Regions from separate parts of the Homo sapiens genome. Here region 2 is linked to region 1. A link is an interaction called in ENCODE POLR2A ChIA-PET data of the cell type or tissue named here. Cell type or tissue: MCF 10A. All regions are shown on one strand. Links, peaks and the distances in the headings refer to the core of each region. The heading gives the core; the rest is flanking DNA. Region 1 overlaps CAMSAP2 (calmodulin regulated spectrin associated protein family member 2). Region 2 has its middle 16 kb from the start of KIF14.

Region 1 (11,539 bases), core at 3,567-7,566:
AGTGGAACAGGCTCTTTTCATAGGAGGCTTTCAGGGAAGGCCTGTCAACTGAGTTGATATTTGAACTGAGACCTAAATACCTGAAGGAACTGGCAGATGATCTGGAAAAAGAACATTCCAGGCAAAAGAAATAGTAAGCTTACTGGCTCTGATGTAAGAGGAGTTTGGTATGTTTCAGGAACTGAAAGAAGGCCACTGATTTTGGTAGTGAGCAAGATTGATATGGAGAGTGATAAGAGATCTGGTTGAGAAAAAGATTGTAGCCAAAGCAAGTGAAGCTCTATAAGCCAGATTTTATTGTGAATGTGCAAGGATGTCTCTGGAGGATTTTAAGGAGGACAATGAGTTGATCTGGTTTATTTTTTTTTCAGAATCATTAAATGCCATAATAATAATTTTGGTAAAATAGAAAAGCTTCCTTTTTCATGAATATCCGAGGCTTTTTTGTTGTTTGTTTTTTGAGATGGAGTCTCACTCTGTTGCCCAGGCTGGAGTGCAGTGGCGCAATCTCAGCTCACTGCAACCTCTGCCTTCCAGGTTCAAGCAGTTTTCCTGCCTCAGTCTCCCAAGTAGCTGGGACTACAGGCACACGCCACCACACCTGGCCAATTTTTGGATTTTTAGTAGAGATGAGGTTTCACCATGTTGACCCAGGCTGGTCTCGAACTCCTGACCTCAGGTGATCCACCCCCCTCGGCCTCCCAAAGTGCTGGGATTATGGGCATGAGCCACTGTGCCTGGCCAGAATGTTTGTATTTTAATGTAGTAACATTATAGTAAAACAAAATAATTTGGGAAAAGACTTGATGGCAAGTATATAACTTTAGTAAGTACAGAGTGCTATGCCAATATAAAATCACTGTTTCATCAAGGCAAAAGCTTTCAAGGATCTTTAAAAACAAAAAAAAAAAGAAAAGAAAAATCACTGTTTCTTGCATGGTGAAGTAGGGAGTCAACATGAGTAATAATCAGATAAGAACTTTCAGAAGCTTCTTTTTTATACCAAAACATTTTGCCAATCTTATTATTTTTTTAAAAATTTGTTTTTGGTGTTGAAAATGCATAGCTTTAGATGTTGTAATCATAGTATTTGGTCAGGGAGCTTGGAAACATTTTAATTGTTCTTCCATCCAGCCTTCAGGTTGCTTTGTGGAGAAATACTTGAGAGAACTAGGCACAGAAAAGGCAAAGCAAGACCAAGAAAACATTTTAGCATTAGCTCAGGTTAGGTTCCAACCCCTGATGCAGAAATCTGGTAGGTGAAACTGGACCAAGTAAAAGGGCTGTTTTTGTCCTGAGCCAGATTGGCCTAGAACCAAGTGTAGTCATAAATGTCCTTTATTTTCCTACGACAACCAAACATGGAACTCATTCTTCCAAAAATAGGGTCAATGTTCATCCTGCCTGTTTTAGAGGAAGAAGAACTTGAGGGTAAGAGAGAGAGAGAAACCTGGGCAGGCTTGTGCACAGGAAGGGCAGGAAAGAGAGTTGACTGGGTGTGTTGTTGGGTGCCTGTAATCCCAGTACTTGGGAGACGGAGGCAGGAGAACCACTTGAACCTGGGAGGTGGAGGTTGCAGTGAGCCGAGATTGTGCCACTGCACTCCAGCCTGGGCAACAGAGTGAGACTCCGTCTTAAAAAAACAAAACAAAACAACAACAACAAAAAACCCAGACATTCATGAAAAAGGAAGCTTTTTATTTTACCAAAATTATTATTATGGCATTTAATGCTTCTGAAAAAAAGTAAACCATTGGTGGAAGACTTGGGAGAAGAGTGAGAGAAAAGGAGGAAGGAGAGACAATGAGAAAGGAAGGAAAAGAAGGAGCTGGAATGGGGAGGAGACAGTTTCCAGACAGGTGCTTGCCTCAAGGCCCCTTATGTGGAAAATCTTCAAAGGAGAGAGAAGGACAAAACACCTTTCTCAGAGCTCCTCTTAATACCTTATTTAATAATCATAAGGAAGAGAGAATGAGAGAAGGATGACCAACCTTTCTCCTGAGGGAGTAGGTCCTGGGCTCATCAACACTGCAGCCATATGGGAAGAGGCAAAGAAAAGGCCATGACTCAGTGCTGACCTTTGACTCCTTTGAATATACTAACCTACAAAATGTGGGGCCCAGTCTGTGTTTTGGAGTCATTTATTCTCTATCCTAGATATAGAATAAAGGGATGGGCCCCTTTATTCCTCATGGTGCTTTGAAGAGAGAAATTATTTCCTTCCCCTTGAGCCAACTTTGTAATGAAAAGGATTTAGACTTTTTCATTTTTTGTCTGTATAGTAAAGTTGCTTCAGAAAAACACAATGAGAAGAAGCATGGTAGAACATCTTGTGAATAACCTCAAAAGAAAGAATATTGCATGTATCTCTAATTGCCTTTTTTTCCTCCCTGATAAATGAGGAGAGATAAATCGTATTGAACAAAGTACTAAAAAGTGCTCAACAACACTTTTATCTCTTTAAGTTTGTCTTTTTCTAACTTCTAGGAGTCATTTTTAGGAAAGATGGATGCCTGTAGATTTCAGCTTATTTTTATATAATGGAGCCAAAGTGAAATTCTTCAAGTTCTTAATAGGAAAAAAAGGTATACTTTACAGTTGTGCCACCCAGCCAAGGCTAACATATATTCTCTATATATGCTATATGTGCATATATTCTGTAATATAATCTATATTAAAAAGTGTGATTTTGGAAATAAAAAATTAGCCGGGCATGGTGGCAAGTGCCTGTAGTCCCAGCTACTCGGGAGGCTGAGATGAGAGGATGGCTTGTGCCTGGGAGGTAAAGGCTGCAATGAGCTGTGATTATGCCACTGCACCCAGCCCAGGTTACAGAGCGAGAACCTGACTCCAGAAAAAAACTTGTGAGGCCAGGCACAGTGGCTCACACTTATAATCCCAGCACTTTGGGAGGCTAAGGCCAGAGGATCACTTGAGCTCAGGAGTTCGAGACCAGCCTGGGCAACATAGTGAGAACTTGTTAAAGTGTGCTTTTTACAGAATCAAAAAACAATTTTATATAGAATCTTTTTATACAGAATCAACTCCACAAAGAGGGGGCCATAATTGTCATCGTATTCCCAGTGCCTAGTCTAGAGAAGATGTTGAATCATTGAATAAATAAGAGGTATTAGCGAATGTTTTAATTAAGAATTAAATATATTTTTTAAGAAAAGAAAGTCATTCAGAATTATTACTAAGAGAGTGGTGGAGGTTCTTTGTTTTGTTCCTCCCCCTTGACATTTGAATAGAGTAAGCAGTAATTATTGAAATACGTATTTATTGAGTTGTGAGAATTAAGTGTTTTGGGGGAGGCTCCTGAATGCCTGGAGTTTATACGAGAATCTAACCAAGTGATTAGATGGTTTGTTTTCTGCTTTATCATTTTAATATAACAAGTACCTTTATAATTTCAAATACTCATAGGGAAAAGAGTGTTGACTTTTTGTTTCAGTTAACCAGTGATCATTTGACTTTCCTCTCTACCTTTGCTTTTTGTGTCTAGCTGTGTTGTTTAAAATTTAACAAATAATTAATCATGTTTAATATATAATACCTGCATTTTTACCAGTTTTTTTCATGAAGTGAAGCATGATTGAGATATAAATACTGTAGATCTATTTAATACCAATGATATATTTTAGAAACTAAATCCGGCTACAGTAGATTTAGGTTGTTCCTCATTTTTTTTCATTATATATTAATAGTTGGATTGTATTGATCTAGAAATCTTTTAATTATATGTTAATTTGGAATTTTATTGGGTTGGGTCCAAGCCATTTTTTTTGCAAGAGCAGATAAAATCCAAAGAATAGCTATGACCTACGGCTCTTGGCGTGGGGCCTGGCACAAGACAATGAATGAGGCCAATCAGATTCTTTGCCTCAGAGACCTGAACAAATCGTGGAAGGAATTTGCTTGTTAGCAAATTGGGAAATTAAGCAGAGTCATGAGGTAGAGTTAGGGCTGGAGGAGCTGTGAGAAACCATGGAGTTAACGCTGGGGAGGGTGCCTGGAAAAGCCTCATAACCATTTTTCCCTATTAATGAATATAGGTCTATACCATGATTTTTGAAGGCTGCACAATATTCTGTGGTATGAAAAGTACCACAATTTATTTGCCCCAATCCCTTGTTGATGAATGTGTAGGACCTCCCCACACCAAAGGGTTTTTAATCACAACAATGACACCATCAGAGTTCGATTTTTAAAAGATAGAAAAGACTATGTAACCTAGACTAAGCAAACTAGGTATATATTGTAGTGACTTTTACTGACATAGGAAAAAGAGGAGAGAAAGGAATTGGAGTGGGGGAAATGGCCATGGTAGAGTGCAGAGATAATACATTCAGTTTGGGACAGGTTTAGGATGCCTTCAGGACACCCAGGAAAAGATAACCAGGGAGATATGGGCTTGAGATAGAGATTTGGGAATCAGCTGAGAGTAGTGGTTATTGACGTCATGGAAATTGTGATGCCCAGGGAGGGCATGTTTCGAAGTGAAAAGAGAAGGTCAGAGATAGAACTGTTAGAAGACAAATATTCAACTAATGTGCAGAAAATACTGTGGAGGGTAGTCAAAGGTGTAGGATATAGAATTGAACAACTCTGGCTAACATCTGAATCTTCTTGTTCTATGAAATGCCTATTTTTTTTTCTGATTTTTTTTCCATTTTGCTGGTTGATCATGTTTTTGGTCTTATATCTCAGATTGGGAATTTTAACAATGTGTTTAATAACTATAGAATATCAGGATATGTTAAGAGTGATCTTATAGATTTTTCATAATTTTGAAATAAAAATGGAAAATTCTTTAAACTTTTTTTAAATAATGAGGCAGACAGGTTCAGAAATTATTTGGCTATTTTGACATTTTATCATTTGCAATAAATACTATGCATAGGTACCATGTGTCTATAATAAGCCTTTTCTTCTTATTAATAGAGTTTATGCCATACCATTAGTTTCCTTGTCACTAAAAGAATATAAGAATATTATTCAAGAAAGCCTGAAAACGCAAGGAAACTAGTTTTTTGTCTTTATTTTGTTAAAAAGCATTATTTATTGAATTGTTAATGTTTAGAATTTAGATTTAAGTAATGTCTGTGATTTATTACAAATTAGTGTTTTAAAGGATCCTTATGTGACATGGTCTACCAAAATTACAGAGGTCGATGTTTTATGTGGGCAGTACTTGTCAACTCTTTGAAAAGCTGATGCTGGTAAGGTGTTGTCAGCTGATACAGTTAAAAAAACTTAACAGTCTTTTGTAACCCTTTAGCAGTAAAGATTGACAATTTTATGTAGGTAGGAGCATTTAGTGAGAATTATGACACCCTGTCATTTTTGCTTAATTTGGGGGCAAGGAAATTCTAGCATACTTGTTCATATATTCAAACTTATTTCAAGTAAGTATAAGTTCTGGTACCCACCAGATCTACAATTCCTGATAGTTACACTTTCTGTGCTCTGGCCATATGTATTTGTAGAGGCAGTGAGGTGTGGGTTAGGTAATGTTTGGTCTCTTAGTTCCACCTCTAAGGCATGCTAATATGGTAGTTGCTTGCCAGCAGCATTGGTCTGGAAATGGGTGACTTCTAGATACCTGGTAGGTTGGAGGAAAGGTGTTACTACTTCTTACTGTGCTGTTTGAGTATCTGCCATAGATATTTATGTGCAAATCTTGTGAAACCCCCTGCTGTTTCTCAGCTGTAAGTTGTCTTTGTAGTTTATAAAAACCTGGGATGGCTACTTAACGAGGTGGATATCATGACTTTTTCTTTTCTGTTTCTCACAGTGCTTGGGAAGTGAAGCCTGACTGAGTGGTAGAGGTAAATTGGGGAACAGTTACGATTATGTCAAAACCTTGTGTGGTTCAGTTTCGTTTTCTTCTAATAAAACTAGCGCCATGAGGCACTTTTTTTATACACACCCAGCTGAAAGAAATGTGCTGACAAACTTTTTTTCAGGGAATTTTTTGAGTGTTAATTGGAGCTGTTACTGATGGTTATTTTTATATGATAAAGTGTATTTCAGTGAATTTAATGTAACTTGTTTTAGATTTTTAGATTTGAAGCACAGTTTTTGGCTCAGGACCAAATATGCCTGGAAAACTTTCAAATCTGGAAAGCTATAAAACACAAACATACTTTGAAGTACGGCATATGTGACTGTTTAAAATATACTAGGAATGTCTTTATTGGTTAGCAAATGAAAGAACATAGCTATCATTTTTATATTGTTGGCATAGGGTAGCAGCAATTATGTTGAGTGGTGGTGGACAGGCCTGAGCTGCCTTATATAAATTATCATAAAAATAAGTTTGCCCAGGTCACTATGGTTAGGACATTTGAAAAATACGTATGTTCTGTACTTAAATCTTGATTTATTGAATATAATCGTCTAGTGGGTTTTTTCATAAAGCCTATGTTGTATACTGTTTTTTTGTTGTATGTTTGTTTTTGTTTTTTTTGAGACAGGGTCTCCCTCTGTTGCTCAGCTTGAAGTGCAGTGGCATCATCTCGGCTCACTGTATCCTCAACCTCCCGGGCTCAGGTGATCCTCCTACCTCAGCCTCCCAAGTAGCTGGGATTACAGGGATGCTCACTATACCCGGCTAATTTTTTTTGTATTTTTTGTAGAGACAGGGTTTTGCCATGTTGCCCTGGCTGGTTTCGAACTCTTGGGCTCAAGCGATCCTCCTGCCTCGGCCTCCCAAATTAAGAGGATTACAGGTGTAAACCACTGCCTGTAATCTCATGATTACATCATGTGTACTCTTGATAGTTACTGTTTTTTTCCTGCTTACATGTCTTTGATGGCTCATTGGCAACTCCATTATTAGTGAACCAGGCACATGAAGAAATTTCCTAATTTATTTCCTTTAAGTGTTAATTGATATAACATTTTGGGGGGAAAACATAAAAATAAATGATTACAGTGAAGTTTGAAGATTATCTTCAGATTTTATTCATTATTGTAATAAAATGATTCTGTAGGCTAATCTGATGGCCATACAGTGACTGTATAATGCCTTAAGTAATAAAAACACTAAAAATCTTTAGAGCATTGGGAAATTTTTAGAGCAGTTTGATATACATCTCATTTGATGCCGTGTGTGGTAAGAAATGAAGTATTATCCCACATTTAACAGATGAAGAAGATGAGGCTGAGTGAAGTCCATTGATGTCCTAAGGTCAGAACTTACTTTTTAAAAAATCAACTTTACTAAGGCATAATTTACATAAAATGTACCCATTTAAAGTAATTTGAACAGTTTTGACAAAGGTATGCACTCTTGTAGATACCACTACAGTTGAGATATAGAACATAATAACCCCCCAAAATTCCCTTGTGCCTTTTTGCAGTCAGCCCGCAGCCCCACCCCACTTCAGGCATCCATTAATCTCAGTTCTGTCGTTGTAGATTAATTTTTGCCTGTTCTAGAATTTCATATAGATGAAAGCAAACTGCACGAACTCTTTTTTTACTAGATTCTTTTGCTCATATTTTTGAGATTCATCTATGTTGCTATGTGTAGTTTATTCCTTTTTATTGCTGAATATTCCATTCTGTGAATACCACAATTTGCTTATTCATTTACCTGCTGATGGACTTTGATGCTGTTTCCAGTTTTGATGTGTTAGAAATAACGCAGCTATGATTTGTATTTAGACATGTATTTTCATTTCTCTCTTTTTTTTTTTTTTTTTTTTTTTTTTGAGACAGGGTCTTACTCTGTCATCCAGGCTAGAGTACAGTGGCAGTGGCTTGATCACGGGCTCAACCTCCTGGGCTCAGGTGATTCTCCCACCTCTGCCTCCCAAGTAGCGTGCACTACCACACCCAGCTAATTTTTTGTAGACATAGGGTTTCACTGTGTTGCCCAGCCTGGTCTGGAACTATTGGAATCAAGCAATTCGCCTGCCTCGGCCTCCCAAAGTACTGGATTACAGGCCTGAGCCACTGCACCCGACCTTATTTTCATTTCTCTTGGTGGGCCATATGTATGTTTGACTATTAAGCTATCAAGCAATTTTCCAAAGTGGTTGTACTTTCTATTTCACCACCAGCAATGTCTGAGCGTTCCAGTTGCTCCACTTCTTTGCCAATACTTTTGGTATTGTCAGTCTTAATTGTAGACATTCTAGTGTAAATTAGATTCTCCTTGTGGTTTTATTTTGCATTTCCCTGAGGACTAATAGAATTTAATGTTTTTTGTATGCTTACTGGTCATTCATACATCTTTTATGAAATGTCTGTTCAAATCTTTTTCTCAGTGTCTTATTGGGGTTTTTATTTTCTTATTACTGTAGGAGTTATTTATACTGAATACAAGTCCTTTGACAAATACATGCATTGCAGATAGTTTCTCCTAATCTGTGGTTCACATTTTCTTTTCTTTTCTTCTTTTGAGACAAGGCCTTGCTCTGTTGTCCAGGCTGGAGTGCAGTGGCATGATCACGGCTCACTGCAGCCTCGACTTCCTAGCCTCTATCAATCCTCCCTCTTCAGCCTCCTAAGTAGCTGGGACTATAGGCGATTGCCACCATACCTGGCTAATTAAAAAAAAAATTTTTTTTTGTAGAAACAGGGCCTCACTGTGTTGCCCAGATAGTTTTGAACTCCTGGGCTCAAGTAGTCCTCCTGCCTTGGCCTCCCAAAGTGCCGGGATTACAGGAATGACCACCATGCCCAGCCTGCGTTTCATTTTCTTCGTGGTGTCTTTCAAGGAATTTTAAATTTTGATGAAGACCAGTTTACAATTTTTTTCTTTTTTAGTTAGTGCTTTTATGTCCTAAGAAATCTTTTCTTGCCTATATTATGGTTGTAAAGATTTTTTTCCCCTATGTTTTCTTCTCGAAGTTTACAGTTTTAGCTTTTTCATTTAGAACTATGATTCATTTTGGATCAGTTTTTTTGTATAGTGTGGTCGAGGTTCATTTTACCCTTTTTTTTTAACAAGATTATCTAGTTGTTCCAGTAGTATTTATTGAAGACTGTTGTCTCCTCATTGACTGACGTCGACACCTGTGTCTCTTCCATTGATTTAGATGTCTGTTAGGCTGTGCCACACAGTCTTGACTAATGTAGCTTCATAATAAGTCTTGAAACTTGTTAGTGTAAGCCATCCGGCTTTGTTGTTTTTTATCAAAATTGTTTTCGTTATTCTAGGTTCTTTGCATTTCCATATAAATTTTAGAATCAACTTGTCAATTTCTATTAAAAAAAAAGCTTGCTAGGATTTAGATTGGAATTGTGTTGAATCTATAGACCATTTTGGGAAGAATTAATAGTTTAACAATTTGTGTCTTCCAGTGAAAACATGGTTTCTCTTCTCATTTAAGTATTCTTTAATTTATTTCAGTAGTGTTTTATAGTTTTTAGCATATGAGATTCATATGCACTTTGTTGAATCTTTCATATTTTTGATTTGGAATTGCATTTCAGATTTAATTCTTAAATTATTTATTGCTAATATATAGAAATACAATTGAATTTTGAACATTTTTTTTATCCTGTGACCTTGCTATATACATTTATTCCTAGTATGTTTTTGTGGATTTGTCAGAACTTTCAACGTAAACAATCATGTTGTCTGTGAATAAACACAGTTTTACTTCTTCCTTTCCACTATGTATGTGGTCTGCTCCCCGCTTCTTATTGCACTGCCAAACACTAACAGTTAATGTTGAGTAAAAGTGGTGAGACCAGACATTTTTGTCTTATTCCTCATCTTATCAGGAATCTGTTGAGTTCCCATTGTTAAATGTGATATTATCTGTAGGATTTTTGAAGATGTTCTTTTTCGGGTTAAGGGAGTGCCTTTCTGTTCCACGTTTGCTAAGAAATATATGTATGTTTATGTTTTTAAAATCATGAATAACTGCTGTATTTTTCAAATGCTTTTTCTGCCTCTATTAAGATAATCATATGGCTGTTCTCATTTATCCTGTTAATAGGTGAGTTACGTTGATTTCAAATATTAAACTGGTCTTGAATTCCTGGAGTTAAACTCAGTTGGTCACGGTAAATTATCTCTTTTATATATTGTTAGGTTTAATTTGTTAATATTTTCTCAAGGGTGTTTACAGCCATGTTCGTGAGAGATATTTTTCTTCTCATTTCTTTGTCTTGTGTTAGCATCAGGGTAATACTGTTTTTATATAATGAGTTGCAAAGTGTTCCCTACTCCACTGTTTTCTGAAAGACTTCACTTAGGATTTCTGTAATTTCTTCCTTAAATGTGGGGCAGAATTCACTAGGTATGCCACCGGGGCTTGATGTTTTCTTTTTTTTTCTTTTGTTTTTTTTTTTTTTGAGGTGGAGTCTCACTCTGTGCCCAGGCTGGAGTGCAGTGGCCTGATCTTGGCTCACTGCAACCTCTGCCTCCCAGGTTCAAGCGATTCTCCTATCTCAGCCTCCGAAGTAGCTGGGATTACAGGTGTCCCCCCACCACACCTGGGTAATTTTTGTATTTTTAGTAGAGACAGGGTTTCGCCATGTTTGCCAGGCCGGTCTCGAACTCGTGACCTCAAGCAGTCCATCTGCCTTGGCCTCCCAAAGTGCTGGGATTATAGGCGTGAGCCATGTGCCTGGCTGATATTTTCTTTTTTTTGAGACAGAGTCTTGCTCCGTTGTCCAGGCTGGAGTGCAGTGGCGTGATCTTGGCTCACTGCAACCTCTGCCTCCCAGGTTCAAGTGATTCTTGTGCCTCAGCTTCCCAAGTAGCTGAGATTAAAGGCATGTGCCACTACTCCTGGCTAATTTTTTGTATTTTTAGTAGAGAAGGGGCTTCATCCATGTTGGTCAGGCTGGTCTCAAACTCCTGATCTCAAATGATCCACCTGCCTTGGCCTCCCAAAGTGCTGGGATTACAGGCGTGAGCCACGGCACCCAGCCAATTTTGGTTATTTTATATCTTTTAAGACATTTGTCCATTTCATCTAAATATGTCAATTTATTGTCATTAAGTTGGTTATAATACTCCCTTATTATCTTTTTAATATCTATAGAACCTGTGGTGATATCCCTTTTTACTTTCCTGGTGTTATTAATATATATGGAGGTTTATCAATTCTGTTAATCTTTTCTAAAAACCAGCTCTTTGTTTCAGTTTTTTAAACTAATTTTTGCTTGTTTTCTGTTTCATTGATTTCTGTTCTTTATTATTTCTTTTCTTTTTCTTATTTTGGCTTTTTAAAAAAATCTAGCTTCTTAAGATGTACTCTTAGGTCATTAATTTTAAAGCTTTCTTCTTTTCTGATACAAGCACTTAAAGCCATAAATTGCTTTCTTTTTTTTTTTTTTCTTTGAGATGGAGTCTTGCTCTGTCGCCCAGGCTGGAGTGCAGTGGCGCAATCTCAGCTCGCTGCAGCCTCCGCCTCCCGGGTTCAAGCGTTTCTCCATCCTCAGCCTCCTGAGTAGCTGGAATTATAGGCGCCCACCACCATGCCCAGCTAATGTTTGTATTTTTAGTAGAGACGAGGTTTTGCCATGTTGGCCAGGCTGGTCTGGAACTCGACCTCAGGTGATCCAC
Region 2 (11,539 bases), core at 6,576-10,575, 140 kb before region 1:
TCAGACTACTGCACTCCAGCCTGGGCAACAGAGTGAAACTCTGTCTCAAAAAATAATAATAATATAATAAAACAAAGAATCATGCAAACTTATATGAGGTAGTAGTGGGAAAAAGGCACAAGTTTTATAATTATATAGACTTGGACTTAAATCCATGTTTTACTATGCCTGGAATGCAATCTTGGGCAAGTTACTTAACCCCTCTGTGCCTCAGTCTTCTCATCTGTAAAATGGGATAGTAATAGTTCCTACTACATGATGTTGTTGTAAGGATTATGTGGGTTAATGAATATAAACCAGTTGGCACATGTAAGTTGTTAGTAAACGTGACTTCCTTTTTCTACCACTATAAAGATTTCCATGGTAGTCCAGTTTCTGCTGCAATAATGCTGCATAACAAACACCTCCAAAATTTCAATGGCTTCCAATAAGCATTCACTTCCTTGGTCATAGGTCCGATAGTTGGCTGGGGTGGCTCTATTTCAGGCTGCTTGTGAGGTTCAGGTCGACTTCATGTGTCTTTCTGGGATCAGATTGAAGGGGCAGTGGCTACATGGAGCAAGATCATTTAAAACCTCTGCTCTTAACACATTTGCTTTCATTCCATTGGCCAAGCCCAAAGTCAGTGGAGCAAGAAGGTGCAGGAAAAAGGAAATGGCTATTTGCTGAGTAGTAATCTAATTTGTCACAACCGAGAGTTTAATATTTATAAATTTCTGAATTATATATCAACAAAGAGAATGAGAAAACCTAGATCAAGTGTCCATAACTATTATCTTCCTAATATTTTAGGGGAAAAAAATCAATCAATCCAGTATTCAATTTTTGGCCAGGCGCGGTGGCTCACGCCTGTAATCCCAGGACTTTAGGAGGCCTAGGCAGGTGGATCACTTGAGGTGAGGAGTTCGAGACCAGACTGGCCAACATGGCAAAACTCTGTCTCTACTAAAAACAAAAAATTAGCCAGGTGTGGTGGTGTGGCGTGTGCCTGTAATCCCAGCTACTCGGGAGGCTGAGGCAGGAGAATCGCTTGAACCTGGCAGGCAGAGGTTGCAGTGAGCTGAGATCATGCCACTGCACTCCAGCCTGGGGAATAAGAGTGAAAACTCCATCTAAAAAAAAAAAAAAATTTTGAATTCAGTTTTAAGGATGCTTTTTATATATTGCCAAGTATTACAGAATTTCGCTTTCTTTTTAATGACTATAAATCTAAAAATTTAAAAATGAAACACTATGTTATTTATAGTGTTTTATTATGTTACTTTATATAAATTTTAATAATATATAAATGTTCTAAATAGGTTTTATTTTTATTGTGTTATATACTATATAAATAGTTCTCTAAGCAGTTACTGAGAGCCTAGCACAGATATGTTCTAGGGATTCTGAGGACTAACAAAGTAGGCAGAATAATGTCATGGAAGATGTCCAAAGGCTTGGGCTCTGGTCCTAGCCCGCCAATGGGTCTGTGGGCTGCCAATGGCTCATGCACATTCATACTTTCCCTCTCTAGGGAAAAGTGGCCAGGTGATCTGTCTGGCCCCAGATGTTTTGTTTTTGGACAGAGGATACAGTGCCTGCTTTCAGAAGAAATGGGAATACCCAAAATACAGAGGAAGGAATGTATATGTTGTCCTATCTCTACCAAAACTCAGCACAGGGAAGTGGTTCTGTATACAGGTGCAAAGGCCAGACTGCCTAAGTCTGAATCCTGGCTCTGCCACTTACCTTGGGCACCTTAGGTAACCCCTCTGAAATCTGTAAAATGATGATTTAAAATTGTACCTACTTCATAGAGCTTTTGTCAGAATTAAACAAATTACTCATCAATAGTAGTCAGAACAGGCCAGGCGCAGTGGCTCACACCTGTAATCCCAGCAATTTGGGAGGCTGAGGCAGGTGGATCACATGAGGTCAGGAGTTTGAGACCAGCCTGGCCAACATGGCAAAACCCCGTCTCTACTGAAAATACAAAAGATAGCTGGGCATGGTGGCATGCGCCTGTAGTCCCAGCTACTTGGGAGGCTGAGGCAGGAGAATCGCCTGAATCTGGGAGGCAGAGGTTGCAGTGAATGGAGATTGTGCCACTGCACTCCAGCCTGGGTGACAGAGAAAGCCTCCATCTCAAAAATTAAAAAATTTAAAAAAAAGGAGTTAGAACACTGTCTGATACCCAGGAAATGTTACAGCAGTGTTATTCATTACCTTTGTTAAACAGTTTAAAAGTTTGAGCTATTATCTTGCTCCTTAAAGAATCACTAAATGATTTCTGATCTACAATAGCTCCTTTTCATTTGTCAGAGAAACTGTGTCTATTAACTAGTAAGAAAGGAATTCTAAGTCTATTGTCTTAGAAGTAATTTAATCATTAGCTTCTCCAGTAGCTTTAAATTGTGGATAATAACCAGAGACTATTTAAGAGAGTGCAATTACTTCAACCTTCATCAGTCCATTGCAGCTCCATCTAACCATATATTTTTGTTTTTCCCTAACTATTAGTGTTAGTAAAAAAACTAATCAAAAAGAGTATCAGTCATCCTCATTTAGTTTGGTTCATTGCTTTATGGTCTTACCTTCTTTGATCTTTGATTGTTTCTTTACTCACCTTCTACTTTCATTGACTACATTATTTTAAAAATAATTATATTGTTATTTTCATTTCATATTGTTAAAAGCATAGGAACTGGTCCCCTAAATACTTAACTGATGATTATTTGCTATTATTAACAGTTTTATGAAATTCACAGTTTCATTTTCATAATTACCATTTTACTATTTAGCATACTTATTTTAAATGAAATAATAAAATAGTGCTCCTCCAACAAAGCATAAAACTTTATGGTAACTGGCTACTTTGTTGCTCTTTCAACCAAATAAAAATTTTTATATTTATTTATGAGATTTTGCTTCCTTTTGTGAAATAAAGACCTAATGAGCACAAAAATGAAGTCTTGATGCTCATGAAATCGTGATAAATATCATCACTTTTTCCCTTACTTATTGCCAAATGTCTGCCCTTCCATGCACACCCACACTCACCACCAACTACAGGGACTCACCAGTGTTCTGTGCTATGTTCAGCAGGCCAGGATGCACTATGAATATAAATGGTGAGGGGATACAGGGCTGTAACCAAGGAGCTCAGAGAGGCCAGGAGGAAGCCAAGCACCAAATCCTAGCTGTCCTAGCTTCTAGTCATTGCATTGCTGCCAAAGATGCCAAATGCTGTGGGGGGTTAACTACGATCACAACATTCACCTCTTTGCATTCTCACAAACACCCCAAAACTTGCAGACACCTCATTGCACAACTCCAGGGGGCACTGTTCACATACTGCCCAGCAGCTCTGTGAACTTGCTCTCATGTGTCCAACCTTTATCTCTAACTCTAGCCCTACCTCTTCTACCTTCTCCTGGTTAGCTTTTGTAGAGACTAAAAAATTAAATGCAGTTAATCAGAATACTCTGGTGACTAGCATTTTCTTGAGATTAGAAAAGATGAGAATGAAAGCTCAAGCAAGCTGCAGAGACATGGACTCTGCTTTCAAAAGCTGTCTGAAACTTTCAGATCTATAAAGAAATTTGACTTTTTGTAAAAGACCTTTGCATATGTTAATCATGGTCACTAAGGATCATAAGGTCTGAATATCAGAAGATGTCACCATCATAGCCTATCTACACAAGTCCTATGCAGCAATAATATGGCCTGGATTTTTGGCAATCTACTACATATATAACTGATATGATTGATTTTAAACCTGTGAAAGACTAATCATATAAATGCACTTATCTATCAGGAAAAACAAATCTTCTGTAAGATTATGTCCATATTTTGGTATTGGAATAAGTGGTCATTATAGGTATACATCTAACTGATGCAGGTATCTCCTTTATTTATTTATTTATTTAAGACCAAGTCTCACTCTGTCACCCAGGCTGGAGTGCAGTGGCATGATCTCAGCTCACTGCAGCCTCAACTTCCCAGGCTCAGGTGATCCTCTCACCTCAGCTTCCTGAGTAGCTGGGACTACAGGTGTGTGCCACCATGCCTGGCTAATTTTTGTATTTTTTGTAGAGATGGGGTTTCACCATGTTGCTCAGGCTGGTCTTGAACTCCTGAGCTCAAGCAATCTGCCCACTGCTTTGGCCTTCCAAAATGCTGGGATTACAGGTGTGAGCCACCATGCCCGGCTGATGTCTGTATTTTTTTTTGGTTTTTTTTTTGAGGCGGAGTCTCGCCCTGTCACCCAGGCTGGAGTGCAGTGGCTCGATCTCAGCTCACTGCAACCTCCACCTCCCAGGTTCAAATGATTCTCCTGCCTCAGCCTCCCGAGTAGCTGGGATTACAGGCGCCCGCCACCATGCCCAGCTAATTTTTGTATTTTTAGTAGAGACAGGGTTTCACCATGTTGGCCAGGCTGGTCTCCAACTGTGACCTCGTGATCCACCTGCCTTGGCCTCCCAAAGTGCTAGGATTACAGGCATGAGCCACTGCACCCGGCCATCTGTATTTTCTTTTTTTTAAAAAAACAAATCTATTGAGTTCACTGGTCTCACAAAGGCTATCTAGGCTTTTGGTTACTAACTTAAACAGGAAAAACCAATGTTTTTGCAAAACAAAATGGAGATCAACAACTTAATTAGTTATTTGAAAGTACTATGTATCCAAGATTAAAACCATACTCAAAGATTAATCAAGAAAAGCTATGGAAGCTTCAATTACACATACAGGAAATTGAAATCCAGAGAATCCTACTTTACAGATTTTCTTAAAAGGAAGCATACAGCTCAGTCAGAACCTATTATCTTCAGTACACACTGAATGCTAGGAGAGGATGGCAGGAGAAATCTGAGCTATCAGACCTTCTTCACCTTGGAGCCACTACTGATTCCTCAGTTCCTGGATTGATGTGCCCAGGACACCTTTAGTCTGGGTCTTTCTTTAAACCTCATATGAATCCTTGAATCATTTACAATGATCTCTCATTTTTAAAAAAAAGTCAGAAATGCATCATCACCCAATACCTCTCCAACAACATTAAGGTAAATCATTTTAATTTTCTTTTTCTTTTCTTTTTTTTTTTTTTTTTGAGCCAGAGTCTTGCTTGGTTGCCCAGGCTGGAGTGCAGTGGTGAGATCTTGGCTCTGCCTCCTGAGTTCAAGCAATTCTCCTGCCGCAGCCTCCTGAGTAGCTGGGATTACAGGCAGGCGCCACCAGGCCCAGCTGATTTTTGTATTTTTAGTAGAGACAGGGTTTCACCATGTTGGCCAGGCTGGTCTCGAACTCCTGACATCAGGTGATCCACCTGCCTCGGCCTCCCAAAGTGCTGGGATTACAGGCATGAGCCACCGCGCCCAGCCAATTATTTAATTTTCTAGAGGTTTGAATGATTTATAATTTTACATGTACTATTTAATATCTATTAATGAAAGTTCAAGTATACAAACTAATTTTTCTTTTTCTTTCTCTTTCTTTCTTTCTTTTCTCTCTCTCTCCCTCTATCTCTCCCTTTCTTTCTTTCCTTCCTTCCCTCCCTTCCTCCCTTCCTTCCTTTCTTCCTTCCTTCCTTCCTTTCTCTCTTTCTCTCTCTTTTTCCTTTTTTTGTGATAGGGTCCTGCTCTATCACCCAGGCTGGGGTGCAATTGTTCAAACAGCTCACTGCAGCCTTGACCTCCTGGGCTCAAGCGATCCTCCCAACCTCAACCTGCTGAGTGGCTAGGACTATAGGTACATTCCACCACACCCAGCTGATTTTTTAATTTTTTGTAAAGACAGGGTCTCGCTATGTTGCTCAGGCTACAAACTAATTTCTTAACACAATGCTATCTTTCTCCATAAATAAAATTAAAGTATAACTACTTATACTAAAACACACACACAAACTTCCACACTTTTTCTTCACCCTCAAATCCAAAAGAATTTAAAGGAAATTGAATATTTATTTATCCATAAGTAAATGAATATGAAATCTGCTCATTATTTTAAAAGGACATATAGTGAACATCTCCCAGCTGTCTCCTCTCCATAGGCTACCACATTTGCCTTTTTACTATCCTTCCAAAGATAATTTCTGTGTGTTAGTGTGTATGTAGACGCATACACGCACATTTATATAAAATGCTATTTCAATTAGGAATTTTCTGTATTTATATTTTTGCATTCATGAAAGTCATAAACTACTTAATTGTGTAAAATGTCATAAAAATCATGACACTTTGGCTGGGAGTGGTGGCTTACGCCTATAATCCCAGCACTTTGGGAGGCCGAGGCTGGTGGCTCACTAAGGTCAAGAGTCCGAGACCAGCCTGGCCAACATGGTGAAACCCCATCTCTACTAAAAATACAAAAATTAGCTGAGTGTGGTGGCACCCACCTGTAATTCCAGCTACTTGGTAGGCTGAGGCAGGAGAATCGCTTCAACCCGGGAGGCAGAGGTTGCAGTGAGTGAAGATCATGCCATTGCACTCCAGCCTGGGAGACAGAGAGAGACTCAGTCTCAAAAAAAAAACAAAAACAAAAACAAAAATCATGACACTTGTTTATAAATGCCCTAATGTCCTTTCTGTGAAGCACTACATTTAATTGAATGCACTCGGTTGCCTAACTCTTATGCCATAGCAGCTTTGTCAGTTCTAAAATGCTGCCCTGGCTTCAGGATTCATTTTACTATTATCTCCTGACTCCCAGCCCTTAAAATTCTCTGTAATTCCAATGTAAATATCACAGGATTCCAAATAGAAAAAAAAAAGTTAAAAACAGTCCCTCCCTAGTTAAAATCGCCCTTCTCTTAGCAGACTCTTTGCTTTCCTTTAGATATGTTGGATTTTTGAGAACTTGTCAGAGACATATCAGTCCCTGATCGCCAGTAGTTAATTATCTGTACTGTGAATGTGTTCACGGAAGTTCTGGTGAACTATCCAATCCTTCAGTGATGGTATTGGGCGGAGAAAGCCATGGCAGATGCTGCCACCTGGGGAGCACAGGGAAGAGTTGTAAAATGCACTGAGAAGGAGGGATTCGAACACCAGCCAGAAGAACTCAGATTTGATGAGGCTGTTAGCCGGGAGCAGTTGAAGGTTTCTGAGTAAGGAAACATCAGAGAAGGACAGCAGGTCCTCGAATAACATCATTTTGCTCAATGCCATTTCGTTATAATGTTTTGTTTTTTAAACAGATTCTCACTGTTACCCAGGCTGGAGAGAAGCAGCATGATCACAGCTCACTGAAACCTCGGCCTCCCCAGGCTCAGGCGAGTAGCTAGGACCATAGGCACATGCCACCAGGGCTGGCTAATTTTTGCATTTTTTTTTTTTTGTAGAGAAGAGGGTCTCACTATGTTGCCCAGGCTGTTCTCAAACTCCTGGGCTCAAGCGATCTGTCCACCTCGGCCTCCCAAAGTGCTGGGATTATAGGCTTGTGCCACCATGCCTGGCCGCGTTATAATGTTGATGAGAAAAACATGGATTCCCGGCTGGGGCCACTGTCTGTGTGGAGTTCGTATGTTCTCCCTATGTCGGCATGGGTTATCTTTGGGTGCTGTGGTTTCCTCCCACATCCCAAAGGTGTGCACGTAAGGTCATTGGCATGTCTACATGGTCCCAATGTGAGTGTGGGTGAGTGGGTGCTCCCTGCATAGGAGTGGAGTGCGGGTGAGTGAATGCTCCCTGCATGTGAGTGGAGTGTGGGTGAGTGCTCCCTGCGTGGGAGTGGACTGTGGGTGTGAGTGCTCCCTGCAAAGGGATGGTAGTCTGTCCAGGGTGGGTTCCCACCTGGCCCCCTGGGCTGCTGGGATGAGCTTTCAATGTTTTTTTGTTTTGTTTTATTTTTTGAGACAGAGTTTCGCTCTCGTTGCTCAGGCTGGAGTGCAATGGCACGATTTCGGCTCACAGCATCCTCCGCTTCCCAGGTTCAAGCGATTCTCCCGCCTCAGCCTCTGAGTAGCTGGGATTACAGGCCTGTGCCACCACGCCTGGCTAATTTTTGTATTTTTTAGTACAGATGGGGTTTCTCCATGTTGGTCAGGCTGGTCTCAAACTCTCGACCTCAGGTGATCCGCCCGCCTTGGCCTCCCAAAGTGCTGGGATTACAGGCATGAGCCACCACGCCCGGCCAGAACTTTCAATGTTTTGTTTGTGTGTTTTCTTGTAGTCTTGCTCTGTCGCCCAGGCTGGAGTGCAGTGGCGTGATCTCGACTCACTGCAACCTCTGCCTCCCGGGTTCACGACATTCTCCTGCCTCAGCCTCCCGAGTAGCTGGGACTACAGGCGCCCGCCACCACGCCCGGTTAATTTTTTGTATTTTTAGTAGAGACGGGGTTTCACTGTGTTAGCCAGGGTGGTCTCGATCTCTTCACCTCGTGATCTGCCCACCTCAGCCTCCCAAAGTGCTGTGATTACAGGCGTGAGCCACCGCGCCCGGCCATCGAGCTTTCAATGTTTACTATCAGAAGTGCTTTGGTCTGTATTTAAAAGTTCGGTGATATTTTTGTGACCAGGAATATGCCATGGGAACTTCACTCTTGTTTATATCAATTAACCTGTGGTAGAATTGGTTTTGCTATGTGTCGTTTCACTTAAAGTCACAGTTTCCAAGAATTTATCAACGACATGAAGTGAGTACTTACTGTAGTGATATTTTACTTGGAAAATATTCTCCTCCTGTGGATTCCTGTGGATTAGAGGAATATTGAGGGGAAAGGGCTAATATTTTGAAGTGATGAAGTCTTGGGCTTCAGTACCAGCATGAAAATGTGGACATTTTGAAAAAATACAGATAGGACTTCGTGACTAAGCAGATATGGAGATTAGGAAGAGAAATGAGTCAGTGATGACAGCAGGGCTTTGACTGAGCAGGACTGGGGGCGTGGTAGCACCATAGGCAATAGGGAAGTCAGAAAGGAGGAACTAGGCTTTCTGTAGGGAAGATGATAAATTTGGCTTTGGAAATGCCGATTTTGAGGCAAAAAGTTCAGTGAAAAGTTGAAGATATATATCTTCAACTATAGCTAGCTAGCTAGCTAGCTAGATAGAAAGGAGCCAGGGCACAAGCAAAAGGATGGGATTGGAGATTGTATGTGTATATATGTTTTTATCATGTAATATTTCAAATACATCAAATGTAAATCAAATAGTAATGAACTTTCATGGCCTATCACCTGACTTTAATAATGATAAACTCTTGGCCAAACTTCATCCACAGTCCTCACCTTGTATTATTCTGAAGCAAATTCTAGACATGGAGATAGGGATTTAAAAGTATGAAGCACAGAAAATATAGATTTGGGGAAAACCTCAGAGAACCTTAAAGCAAACTTTCTCATTTTACAGTTGAGCAAAGCTAAAGATTAGAGAAGTAATTAATTTGCCCTATTAAAAAAACAAAACTGGTAGAGCTGTAAACGGAATCCAGTTATTTGCAAACAGCTTTGCCAAGGGGTCTTCTTTCTGCGATGAAATGAGGAAAGTAAAGCTGATGTGCAAATTTTTCAAAGCTAAAATTTATTTGTAAGTTACTATTTGTAAACATTACAAAAATAAACACTCGTCTTATGCTTTATTTGTAATTTTGTCCTATATCATCACACGTGCAACACATTATAAAATATAAAATAGGTTCTCACACTAACAGTAGAACAAGAGAACTGTGTTTACTTAATTATCCATTGGTTGGTTTTCACACTGTGGCCCTAGAGCCTCTGAGGTCATTGTAAGTATGCCTTGGCGGCAACAAAAGAGTCCTATCTGTCCGGAGTCAGTTTACTGGTGGCTGCCAGGAAAGTCACCTTGGATGACACGTTACCTCTTGTACCATACCTCTGTTTATGGAGTAAACTTCATATTGATTGTGGTGAGTAGACTGTATAACAAGGCAATAAGAGATGCGTTGATATTAATTCCAGAGAAGGGCACAACCCAAATAATATTCAGCTGCCAGAAGAAAATAGTGTAGTTTTACTGGAAAATATGACAGGTCGTGGATCCAGCTTAGATTTATTAAATTAATCAGTGAGTCACAGTTTAAATATGTGGCAATGATCTTTGTAAAGATGTTATGAAACCAAAAAAACTAAAAAAAAAAAAAAGAACCCACTTTGACTTGTTGAATAAAAAGGTGATTTAAAAAACGTGCTTGGGCCTGGGCGTGGTGGCTCCCAGCACTTTGGGAGGCCAAGATGGGCAGATCACCTGAGGCCTGGAGTTTGAGACCAGCCTGACCAACATGGTGAAACCTTGTCTCTACTAAAAATACAAAAATTAGGCTGGGTGTGGTGGCTCACGCCTGTAATCCCAGCACCATGGGAGGCCAAGGTGGGCGGATCACCTGAGGTCCAGAGTTTGAGACCAGCCTGGCCAACATGGTGAAACCTCATTTCTACTAAAAATACAAAAATTAGGCTGTGTGTGGTGGCTCAGGCCTGTAATCCCAGCACTTTGGGAGGTCGAGGTGGGTGGATCACTAGGTCAAGAGATGGAGACCATCCTGGCCAACATGGTGAAACCCAGTCTCTACTAAAAATACAAAAATTAGCTGGGCGTGGTGGTGTACAGCTGTAGTCCCAGCTACTCAGGAGGCTGAGGCAGGAGAATCACTTGAACCTGGGAGGTGGAGGTTGCAGTGAGCCAAGATAACGCTGCTGCACTCCAGCCTGGACAGCAGAGTGAGACTCCATCTCAAAATAATAATAAAAAAATAAATAAAATAAAAATGTGCTTGGTATTAGAAATACTAATAGAATGGCATTAAAAGTATCTTATAAAGTGGCACTGAATATTCTAGAATCTAAAAGCCACCCCTTAAGGTGTTTGCCATATAAAAGATGTTTGCTTCAATCTGGCAATAAAGCAACCAATTCAGTATTTTTATAATATAGTTACTGTAAAACAAATGTCTGAGAGTGTATGTGATTATTAGTTTTTTTAGCTAATTAAAAATTTAAACTGTATGGTAATTCTCACAAAAATCTATTATTTAAAATTTTATAATATAGTACATTAGTGTCCTTTCTGGGGAAGGATGGTCTCTTATTCAGAGAGTAAGTCCTTCTCTCTTGTTTAGTACTACATGTTTTTTCTTTCATGAACTAATGATAGGTGGTAGCTTTTTAAAAAGAAGATCTTTAATTGGGAAAAAAATACTGGCAACACTGGGACCAAATTTTTTTAAAAGTCTAATGTTCTGGTCTCTAAAATACATAATTGAGGAAACCACTGCATTGCTGCACCCCAGACAACAGAAGAGCAGACATGTGAGACAAGGAAGTTGCCAAAGGAAAGATCTTAAGGAATGAGAAGCAGAAGTCAAGATTCAGAGAGGCAGGAAGAACCAGTAACAGGAGTCTGAAAATTGTGTGGCGAGAGGGAAGTAAAGGGAAGGGCGCTGATAGCCGGCTTCTCCCCTATTGGGTATTTGACATATGCAACTGCGCTTAACTCTCATAATAAGCCTGTGAGTTAGGGGCTCTTTCCTCCACCTCTAACTCATCACCTGGCCTTAAGAAAGTGTGGGTTTCAAGAAGGGTGGCCCACAATGACCGACGCAA

What was found. ChIA-PET counts read pairs that join two places held together with the same protein. Peaks named below come from ENCODE experiments on the same cell type or tissue, not always from the same donor. Only the 100,000 strongest peaks of a DNase experiment are listed, where the experiment ranks them.
Region 2: POLR2A ChIA-PET joins it to region 1 with 10 read pairs; 7 of 35 experiments call an interaction of 5 or more read pairs at or near these places.

The regions. Positions count from the first base shown.
Region 1 is chr1:200,775,088-200,786,626 of GRCh38, forward strand. The region is part of intron 2 of CAMSAP2 (calmodulin regulated spectrin associated protein family member 2); the gene reads left to right. Among named protein-coding and RNA genes, the nearest start is that of CAMSAP2, 42 kb to the left of the region's middle. In MCF 10A, for the core only: no CTCF peak of the experiment used is centred there; no DNase peak of the experiment used is centred there.
Region 2 is chr1:200,631,331-200,642,869 of GRCh38, forward strand. It overlaps a transcript of DDX59 not described here. Among named protein-coding and RNA genes, the nearest start is that of KIF14, 16 kb to the left of the region's middle. RefSeq lists enhancers at 7,460-8,175, 8,151-9,350. In MCF 10A, for the core only: no CTCF peak of the experiment used is centred there; DNase peaks (open chromatin) are centred at 8,851 and 9,741.